Regions from separate parts of the Homo sapiens genome. Here all the other regions are linked to region 1. A link is a contact called in ENCODE Hi-C or POLR2A ChIA-PET data. All regions are on one chromosome and are shown on one strand. Each heading gives the region's core, a stretch centred on a gene start or an enhancer-like site at or near the end of the contact. The rest is flanking DNA. Distances are from core to core; before and after follow the strand shown. Region 1 holds the start of INTS6L-AS1 (INTS6L antisense RNA 1). Region 2 holds the start of CD40LG (CD40 ligand). Region 3 holds the start of ARHGEF6 (Rac/Cdc42 guanine nucleotide exchange factor 6).

Region 1 (3,313 bases), core at 394-2,893:
CCTCCCCTTCCTTTCTTTCTTGTCCCTGGATTAATTCCTACGTGGCTAGCACAAACCTAATTTATGATGTAAATAGGTAGAGCGGATCCCTAAAAAGCTCTGCCCCTGTGGGTTCGCACTTGGCACGTCCCCCTCCGTGTCGTTGCTTCGCTGGAATTTCCAATGAAACAGTAACAGTAGCTAAGGTAACTGAGAGCGGGGCTGAACCTGGCCAATTCCGGAGCAGAAACGCAAAGACTTTCTCCGGGTCTGGGGGTGGGGAGACTGGCGTCGCGGACAGATTTCCGATTGCGCGGGGGTGGTGAGAGGCCAACGAGTGCAAAGGCGGTTGTCTAGTCTTTGAAGGCCGGCGGCTGGCTCTGCCACGCTCTCAGCAGGAAGGGGAGGGGACCAGGAGGAAGAGGGGGAGAAGGAGGAGATGCAGCGAAGAGCCCAAGGAGGGGGAGGAAGACCGGGGGAGGAAGGAGGGGCCAGAGGAGGAGCCCAGGCTCCGGGAAAGCCCGCGCGCCCGGCCGGCAGGACCTCGGGGCGGAGTCGCAGGCTCCGTCCGGCCCCCCGCGCGGCGACCCTCGCGCGGTGCGCCTCGAAGGGGCGGGCCCGCCTCGCAGCCTCCCTCCGGGTTTCGGGCCCTCCTTCCCCGCTCCTCCCTCCCCTCCCTCCTTTCCATCTCAGCAGCGCCCTCAGTCTCCCTCTCGCAGGCTCATACAAAAGCAAAATGTCCGCCATGTTCCGAGGCGGCTGCGGTTGTCGCGCCACGAGCTCGGCCCTCCTGCGGTTTCTCCCCGGGGCTGCTCCTCCCCGGTCCCCTCTCCCCGACCCCAGGCGCGACAGCTACTCCGAAGCCGCCGACGGCACCACTCCGCCCGCCCTCTGCGCACCCCCTCGCCGCCCGCCCCGCCGGGCGACGCAGGACCGCCTTAGGCGGGGGCAGGGGGGTAAGCAGCCCCCGCCGACTTGCTCCCGCTTCCCGCCTGTCCCCCCACCCGTAGCCCCTTTACCTTGATGCAGTACGGGGGTTCGTCGTAGGTGACCAGCATGTACCTGTCTCCACGGCTGGCCGGGTCCCGGGCGCGCAGCTGCGGGGCAAGGGATGACGGAGGGGGTCGCGTAGGAAAGGAGGGGGGAGGGCGATACAAACGTTACAGAAGCACCTCAATCCACACCCTGAAATCCCTCGGGAGCTCTCCCCATCTCTCCCCTCCCCTCCCTTTACCTTCAAGAATAACTCCACAGCGCCTTTGGCAATGTCCAAATAAGAGGTGCCCAGGTCAGTGCGCTGGTTCATAGAGGCGGACGTGTCTATGAGGAACAGCAGGATGGGCATCTTCCCCCGCACTCCTGCCTCCGCTCCCCACTCTCCCGGCCCTCTTGCCCTCACTGCCGCGTACGGCCACCTGAACCCTCAACTCTCGCAGAGCCGGGGAGCAAGGAGCAAGAGGAAGAGGGGGAGACGGGACGGGACGGGACGGATGGGACCGCTCCTGGCCTCCTCTTTCTGCAGCCCCACCTCCTCTCCCTCCAAGGGAACTTGAAAGTGTGAGCGTGTGTAGCCCTCGGGGCCCTCCCCCTTCCTCTCTTCTGCTGCCACCACTACTGCCGCTGCCAGGACTACTGCCTAAGCATCCGTCCGCGCTCACTAGAGCGCTCGCCCCAGACTGAGCGCCGTCTCTGTTCACTGACAACTTCTGTCTGCTCACCTACCATCGGCACCATGTGACCAGAACCCATGCCATTGGCTGCCAATTATGTGGTATTTGCATATTCATTAGATGACAGGACTAGGGGAGGGACTTGGGCGAACCCTGGGAGTTGAAGTTTGAACCCAGGCAGAGGGTAAGGGGAAGTGTTACGGACCCTCGCTAGGATTCTCCTTTAAAGGACTTGGAAGCAGTTCGAATGATTAGTTCGGGTGGTTTAAATGGATTTTTCTGTCTCTCTTCAAAGATGGTGATTCGAAAAGAAGAGTGAATTTGAGCAACAGTTGTACAGAAGTACAGAAGCAGATGCTTGGACAGTTTGCACAGAAAATTCTTCGCTAACTGCAATCGATCAATCCTGCCAGTGGCGAAGACGAAAATATTTCAGAAGCAGCAAACTTCTTTCCTGGCAGGACGTACTCACATTCCTTTAGATCCCTCCCCCGTCTTGATCAGTATTTGTGAGTTGGTTGCTGGCCTTGCATTCCACATATATCTACTTAGAAAGGAAACTAAAGCTTAAACACAGTTACAGTTACCTAAACTGGCCTTTTGTATGCACAAGCTTCTTCAGTTTCACTAAGCTCTTTGAAACATTGGCCTGCCTGTGATAATTCCACCACTGTTCCCTCTGCGCAGCCTTTACACATGGAGGTTTGCAAACCTAGATTGTGATTCAACTCACATATTTATTTATTTATTTATTTTTATAAATAAATAAAGAGGATCTCGCTTGATCGCCCAGGCTGGAGTGCAGTGGCCCCATCATAGCTGCCTGCAGCGTCCAGCTCCTGGGCTTAAGCGATCCTCCCATCTCAGCCTCTCAAGTAGCTGGGACCACAGGGGCAGGCTCTCAACTCACATTTATTGAGTGCCTATGAAGAGCCAGGCACCCACGGTAGCCTTGTTTAATCTTTGAATTAATTATGGCAGATGGCATTGTATTCAATTTTCAGTAGAGGAAAATGCAGCTCCCTGAGGTTAGGGTAACAATTACGGATACTCTCAGGTCTGGCTCTGTGAAGAGACTCAGTAAGTGGCCAACCACACTTGATTGACTACTTCATATGACACAATTTTAAAAATTGGACTTGTGTATTCCTGGCAATTACTATTGACAATGTGGAATCCAGGACTTCAATGAGTTTGCAGTTTCATTGAGGAGAGATGATGACATATACATACATAATATTTTATATATTTTGGCCAGGCGCAGTGGCTCATGCCTGTAATTCCAGCACTTTGGGAGGCCGAGGTGGGTGGATCATTTGAGGGCAGGAGTTTGAGACCAGCCTGGCCAACATGGTGAAACCCCCGTCTCTACTAAAAATACAAAAATTAGCCGGGCATGGGAGCAGGCGCCTGTAGTCCCAGCTACTTGGGAGGCTGAGGCAGGAGAATCACTTCAACCCAGGAGACGGAGGTTGCAGTGAACTGAGATCACACCACTGCACTCCAGCCTGGGCAACAGAATGAGATAACATCTCAAAAAAGTATTTTATATATTTTATATACACTCTCTCTCTCTCTCTCTCTCTCTATATATATATGTATGTTCTGTGTATATGTTTCATATATTATATATGCACATTCAATAACATTCTCAGAGAAATACG
Region 2 (3,468 bases), core at 849-3,348, 1.1 Mb before region 1:
ATAACAAGGATATGATAAATGTCATTCGGAAGGAGAATACAGCTAATGATATCTGCCTCTACATTCATTTCCACGGCATCAACAAGAGGAGGACTTTCAGGCATAAATGGAGAATAATAAGTTATTATATTGGCTGATTGCTATTTTGTATTTGCAGTTTAAAAATCTATAAAAGACAGCAATTAAGATGTCATGTTATCAGAAACTCCAGGTAGAAATCAGAGCTATTCTACTAAATGTTCACTACAAAATGCATATTTTTTCAACATACTATAGCAGCAATATTCTGTAATTGTCACATTTCTCATTGCTTCAGTAATGATTGGTCATTATAAACATCAGCCTAGAAAATAGTTTTCTGCAGAGCTAATTTGCCCACTTCATTTTAGTGTTTGTGATGCAGTGCTTTATAAAAAGAAGTTAATTTGCAATGTGTCAGTTAACGAGTTCTAATTACATCTCTCTCCCTTTTAACTTTAGTATTTGTAGAAAACATTTGCATTTTTAAAGAAATCATCTTTTATCCTCAAAGTAACAAGATATTTTATTTTCCAATGTCTTAGAATAATTAAATGTACAGAATTCACTTGCATTATCAACTAATTTTATACCATTTTCTTGCTTTAAGAGTAGATTTTTTAGATTCAAAACAAGATTCAGTTAGCTGGCAGCTTCTGCTGTAATTAAGAGCACATGTAAATAGTACGGTAAATATCAGTCCACTGAGGTCACTATTGCCCCTTTAGAAGCTAGGCCTATGTCCATACATTTGATTGACAGAGCACATCAGGCCAAACACAAATAACCAACCAGACCAGAAGCCCCCTCTTTTGTCAGCAGTGAAACCTAATATTTGGATAACCCAGTGGATGACTTCAGCCCTCACTACCTCACCTTATCCTGTTAGAAAAATCTCATGACATTAATTCTAGGTCCAGATCCTAAGAGAGGACACTCAAGTATCCCTGATAAAGTGCAATCATCCAGATGCTTTCTAGCCACAGTTCCTGCATCCAGAATTTTAGGAACAGCCAGAAAACTAATCAACTTTCTCCTTTACATCTATGATTGGTATTTTGTCAACACCAGCCAATTATACTCCTCAGTGGAAGTGAAAAAATACATGAAAACAAAATAAGTCCTGATGGTTTTCTTTTCCTAAGAATGCAAAACAGCCTACTAAGTTACTCTGCTCTTTTGTTCCTGCAAGTCTAACCATTTAAAAATGTAAAACATCTCAGAGGGAGACTGAGCATCCTGCAACTACAATCAGTGCTTGTGAAGAATTACACAGAAAATGCTACTTTTACTAAAAGACTGCAAATTCTGGGACTTATCCATGTCTATGTTAATCTGAAGCATTATGAAATTTTAGATCAAATTGACGCTCTTCTTGCCTAGCTGGAAATTTAAAAGAAAAAAGCTGTCTCCATAAAAAAATAGCTTACTTTTAAAGCAGAACTTTAGCAAATAATTATAGCTAGTGCGTACATAGTGCTTACTATGTATCAGACCCCCTCCTAAGCTTTTTACAAGGCTAAACTCACTTAATCTATGAAATGGACACCAATACCATCCCCATTTCTCAGATGTGGAAACTGAGGCACTTGCCCCAGGATAACAGAGATGGTATGGGCAGAGCCAAGATTTGAACCCAGGCAGTCTGACTCCAGATCCCAAGATCCTAACCAGAGACAAGAATATGAGACTTCATTGACTAGGCAACAAACATTATGCCACAAGACCATTCTTCTATTTGGTTTCTACCATCATCCATCATTTGGGTAGAACCAACCTATGAATTAGTAAGGACCCCAAATTTAGTTAATAAAGGCTTGTGGTTCATCTTACCTTGTCCAACCTTCTATGAAGATACACAGCAAAAAGTGCTGACCCAATCATCTGGGTGATAAGAAAAACAGTAAGTAAATACATAAAAATTTTCATGCTGATGGGCAGTCCAGTGGCCGCAGATCGGGGAGAAGTTTGGTTGTATGTTTCGATCATGCTGTGTTAAAGTTGAAATGGTATCTTCTGGCAGAGAAGGTGGCAGAGGCAGCATGAGAAGACTGTCAAAGTGGCCACCTTACTCAGGATTAGTTAAGAGCGCACAATCGTTGCAGCCCACACTTCCTGGAAAATGTGCTTCGTAGTCTTCTCTCCCAGCAAAAACGTTACGTAAAGGTTTTTTGTTTTTTTTTTTTTTTTTAATTATACCCATATCATTCACTTCCAGGCTTTCCTTTTTGTAAGTAAAGAAGAAACAAGTTTCTTCTTCCATATATTCATTCTTGCCTTGAAATGTCATAGACTTCTTAACAGACAATGGCAGTATTTTCCTATCACTGTCTAACTTTTTGGGTTCACCAGTTTCAAGGAAAGTGACAAATTCATCCACCAGCAATAGACTTATTTCAATTTCAATCTTACTAATACGAAGCGGGAACCTGGTATATGGAGAAAGAAACACATGTCAACAAAAGTTTGGATTGATTTTATGACTGGTGTCCCATCAACTAATTGCTTCTCAGAACTTTACTTCTTTAATCACTAAACTCAATGAAAGCCTGGCAGGTTTTCAGGTCAAGTCTACATGGCATAAAGCAAAAAAAGCATGCTGATGGTTATTAAATAAAATTTAGCTGGAAAGATAATGCAAGAAAAATAAATTTTGCAAAGGCAAAGATAAGTAGGGTCTTGAGGGAAATCAGGCCAAGACTCTGGAATTGAAGTTAAAGTAAAAATCGTGACTTGACGTAGCTAAGCTGCCTGTGTACACTGTTCCAATCCATTAGATAATTGTTGATGCTGATGTAACAGTTCAGAATAGGGAAAATAGGCTGCAGTTAAGAGATCTGAATTCTAGTCTTTGCTCTACCAATAAATTGCTATGAGCCTTGGGCAAATCACTTCATCTCTTTAGACCTCAGTTTCCTCATACCCAAAGGAGGCACTTGCACCTGTCTTGCTTATCCTGTAGGTTGCTGTGAAGATCTAATAAAGATGTGCATGGAAGAAATTTGAAACACGTTAAGCAATAAACAATTCTCATCCTGAATTTTTTGGAATTTATTTAGCCTAAGACATGAGTTTAACAAATAATTGCCAACTCCTTACATGTTGGTAAAAACCAAATGAACAATAACAATATTAAAAACACCTTAAGTTTTGACAATGAATTGAATCACTGAAGTGTGTAGGATTACACATTTCTGAAGGGCTTTTGCATCATCTTATCAGATTTCCTTCAAACTAAAAGCAGCTGTGGAAATCCCTACCTCACATCCAAACCTGGTCTAGAAACCATGATAAAATTGCTTTGATGATTCCTATAAAATTGTTTTGAGAGACAAATAGGAAACGTAAAAACTGCTCTGATAGGCATGCTATCTATATAGTTAGCACCTGCTTTCTTCCCCTCCCACGCCCCAGCATCCTGTCCTGGGCCCAGATCTATGTAGCTTTTCA
Region 3 (3,317 bases), core at 206-2,705, 1.3 Mb before region 1:
AAAAAAAAACAAGACCCCGAGTTTAGGAAGTTTACATTCTTGTGGAGGAGTCAGATCATCAGATCAACAAGTGATAATAGTAAAGTGTGACAAGTGTCCTGACAGAGCAAGAAAGGGCAGCTTTGAAAATGTTTAGTAGGGTTATCTAAGCTGATTCTTTGGTAGTAGATGCCTGAAGCTGTGTTGAAAAGAATTCTGAGGCTTAGTAGGAAAGAGCTATACATGATCTGATGTCTCCCATGCACGAGGAGAGGTAATCATGGTAAGTGCCACACATTTGCCAACATAGGGTTATACTATTAAAGTTGGCCTTATCATAAATTTCCCAATAGTATGCCTATTTCAAGTGGTTCTGAAAATGTTTGAGAATGATGAAGATCTCTTGTTATAGACAGTTTTTTTTTCAGAGCAGTATTTTAAGTGCAAAGTGTTTTTTTGTTGTTGTTGTTGTTGGGAAAATAAGAATCTTCCATATTGTAGTGTAGACAGAGGACAAGTGCTCTTTTGTTCTCAAACATTCTATTTTTTCAAGTGTATTTTACCCACTTATGTGACTGAGTCTGAGCCTTTGCTAAGGGTACTGCAGCTGGATTATGTAGTGGAACCAGGTCCAGAAAAAGAATTGCTAAAGAATGCAAGTAAACAGGATGTCAGATGTTATCCTTAGCCTATTTCCCTAAACATAGCTTTTTGGCTGCAAAGTAAAATGCCATTCTTCTAGCTTCTGCTTATACACAGTGATGGCTGACAGCAGGCATAATCTTCGTTTGCTTGGCACGTTGTCACCATGCAACTCAACGTGTTTTGCAAGGAATGATCGTGACACACCATCTCTGGGAGATACTATGAGGACATCCGGCTATTTCTTGGAAGAATTTTCTGTCTACCTTCTTTGAGCCCTGTTGTGCCAGCACATCTCCCCATGAGGCTCAGATCTGTCTGACCTAAGAGCCAGTTGGCATCGTCCTCCTAACAGAAGCCAGATTTTCACTGGGGCTAGACTATTTATTGACAGTGTTTTCCCAGACTGGCCCATGAGTGTCTCATTTCCAAGGTCCCCTGAAGTGCTGGCTCACCTCTGTTTCCCAAAGCACTTGCTTGCTTGTCTCTCCTCCCTCCCCAGCATCCTTTTCACTTTCTTCCCTTATAACTTCTTGCACTCTGTGTGCGTGTGTGTGTATGCGTGTGTGCATGTGCGTTTCTTCTTTTTTTTTATCCTAACGAATTTGTTTTGCAGGTTTTGAAAAGGAAAAACCAGCGTTATCCAGGATTGTTAAATTAATTCTTATCTGTTTCCACATCTTGGACCGTGATCTCTGTGGTTTTAAAATCCCATATTTTGAGTGGGTTCCGCTGTTGTTTAAGAAAAGTTGCTTTAAACCTTTGCTCTGCAAGCACCCGAAGAGAACTCATAAAAAGGAAGACAACAGCAGATGCAATCGCGGATGTGGCTTAGTCCTTGCAGCTGCCCCAGAGTGCTGTTTGGAGTGTACCGTCCTCAGTAATGAATCCAGAAGAACAAATCGTGACATGGCTTATATCTTTGGGAGTTTTAGAGTCCCCTAAAAAGACCATCTGTGATCCGGAGGAGTTTTTAAAGTCCTCGCTGAAAAATGGGGTAGTTCTGTGCAAACTGATCAACAGACTCATGCCTGGCTCTGTGGAAAAGGTAAGGGAAATTTGCAGTCTCTTTGGGATTGCTTATCACCAGAGAGCAGCAATCATGTAACTCTTGAGATTTTTCTATTTCCCAGGCCATGGGAATCTCCTACTTTAATATTTTTCTAAGAGTTAGACATTCTTTCTTACTGTTTTTGTAGTTTGAAAATGTAAGAAAATGAAACGTTATTCTTTAGTAATTGGCCCCCAAATTGTAGTATAGGGAAAACCTGTGACACCACTGGCAACAAGGGACAAGGAGAACACTCATATCACAAGCTTGCTCTATCATGGAGATGCATGTTACATCTCCTTGTGTACCGAGGACATGTTTTGAACTTGGGGTACTTATGAGTCTGTGGAAAAATAGAATGATTTATAACAGATCTTGGTGGTGTTTATTGGCAGTTTGATTAAAATCAGTGTAGATTTCCTTTTAGAAAAATCCATTGAAGGAGAGACTATATAGCAACTAGGAAAAAAATAATTCAAAATGTCACATAAAGTTTGTAAAAGCAATAGAAACCAGATATATGTTTCGAATGCAATGTGCGTTCAAAGTGAAACTAACTTTACTCTCTTTAAAACAATTCAAGATTTTTAATAGCTGGAAATCCACGATCACGAGAATAGATAATTTCTAAAGTAGGCACTTTAAGTAAGCTTAAAGGTACAATTTTACATTTACTTTCTTAAGGTCATCATGGACTGTGAGCATAGCACTTTTGCCTTCATGAGCCAGTTTGTATTTTTATTGAGCAAATAAATTTACTTATAATTTCTTAAACTTGAGAAAGAGTGATTAAATAGTGATAAAATGTAAAGAAGTGTGGTCAAATGTAGAGGGGAAATAGAATTTTATTAAATTATCAGGGGGAAGGAGGAGAGAGAGGTACCAGGGATTGCTTCCTTTCTTGAAAGCAAGAACTAAGCTCAAAAAACTGTCTTGGTCTCCCTAATTTGCCATCAGCACACTGGAACAGAAGGCATGAGAGAAAGCTTGTAAGTAGACATGGCTTGCCACTAAAGGTTTGGTGACATTTGAAACAAAGATCGACCGTTTAGATTTTTGCATCACTTCCTTCAGTGGTTATTTCTCTTCCTGGATTGACAGCAGTGTTGCCCCACACCTTAAGAGGCCTGCTTTCTCTAGTTATCAGCAAATGATGAGTATACTTTGCTTGGCATGGGATGACAATCTCCAAGTGACATTTCACTGTGTTCCTCTAGTTTTGTCTGGATCCCCAAACTGAAGCTGACTGCATCAACAACATCAATGACTTCCTGAAAGGATGTGCAACCCTCCAAGTGGAAGTAAGCCTACCCCGGGTGCCTTCCCTGTTGTCATCGTTTTTTTGCTCTGCTAATCAAGATTGGTAGTAAGAGTACTTGTTTATTTTCACTGTCATTGGCCACTGAGTTAAACAGAGGTAGCAGACTGGTGGTCCCCAGTAATGGATTGCTAGTCTGTCTTTTCCAGAAACCAGTTCCAAGCAAAACAAAACAAAATAAAAACTCACACAATAATGCCTTTTATATACAGCATCCAAGCCCTGTAAACAGGCTTCCAGTGACAGAGCTTGTGTGGGTGTGTTCTCCTACTAAGGGGAACCAAAAGTGGGCCACTGACTGTTGGAGAGGGTCACTGTAATCCTCCC

What was found. A loop is a pair of places that touch in the nucleus more often than their neighbours do. ChIA-PET counts read pairs that join two places held with the same protein, here RNA polymerase II (POLR2A). Pooled maps may share reads with other maps.
Region 2: a loop to region 1 is called in a map of naive thymus-derived CD4-positive, alpha-beta T cell, with 5 times the contacts of the local background. The contact joins the promoter of CD40LG here to the promoter of INTS6L-AS1 in region 1. A Hi-C loop is called at or near these places in 1 of 168 maps with a recorded cell type or tissue (naive thymus-derived CD4-positive, alpha-beta T cell) and 5 of 50 pooled maps. POLR2A ChIA-PET finds 5 or more read pairs at or near these places in 1 of 52 experiments (activated CD4-positive, alpha-beta T cell).
Region 3: a pooled map shows a loop between it and region 1 (6-fold over the local background). The contact joins the promoter of ARHGEF6 here to the promoter of INTS6L-AS1 in region 1. A Hi-C loop is called at or near these places in 9 of 50 pooled maps.

Annotation. Positions count from the first base shown.
Region 1 is chrX:135,519,004-135,522,316 of GRCh38, reverse strand. INTS6L-AS1 (INTS6L antisense RNA 1) reads left to right here and starts at 1,643. Exons shown (of 2, transcript NR_046740.1): 1 at 1,643-1,750; 2 at 1,945-2,234. It overlaps INTS6L (integrator complex subunit 6 like), which reads right to left and starts at 1,657. Exons shown (of 18, transcript NM_001351601.3): 1 at 1,214-1,657; 2 at 999-1,076. The coding sequence starts at 1,324. RefSeq lists silencers at 554-753, 814-1,083 and enhancers at 1,334-1,393, 1,424-1,503.
Region 2 is chrX:136,646,788-136,650,255 of GRCh38, reverse strand. It overlaps CD40LG (CD40 ligand), which reads right to left and starts at 2,098. Exons shown (of 5, transcript NM_000074.3): 1 at 1,852-2,098. The coding sequence starts at 2,007.
Region 3 is chrX:136,779,070-136,782,386 of GRCh38, reverse strand. ARHGEF6 (Rac/Cdc42 guanine nucleotide exchange factor 6) reads left to right here and starts at 1,455. Exons shown (of 22, transcript NM_004840.3): 1 at 1,455-1,669; 2 at 2,890-2,973. The coding sequence starts at 1,505. RefSeq lists an enhancer at 2,800-3,019.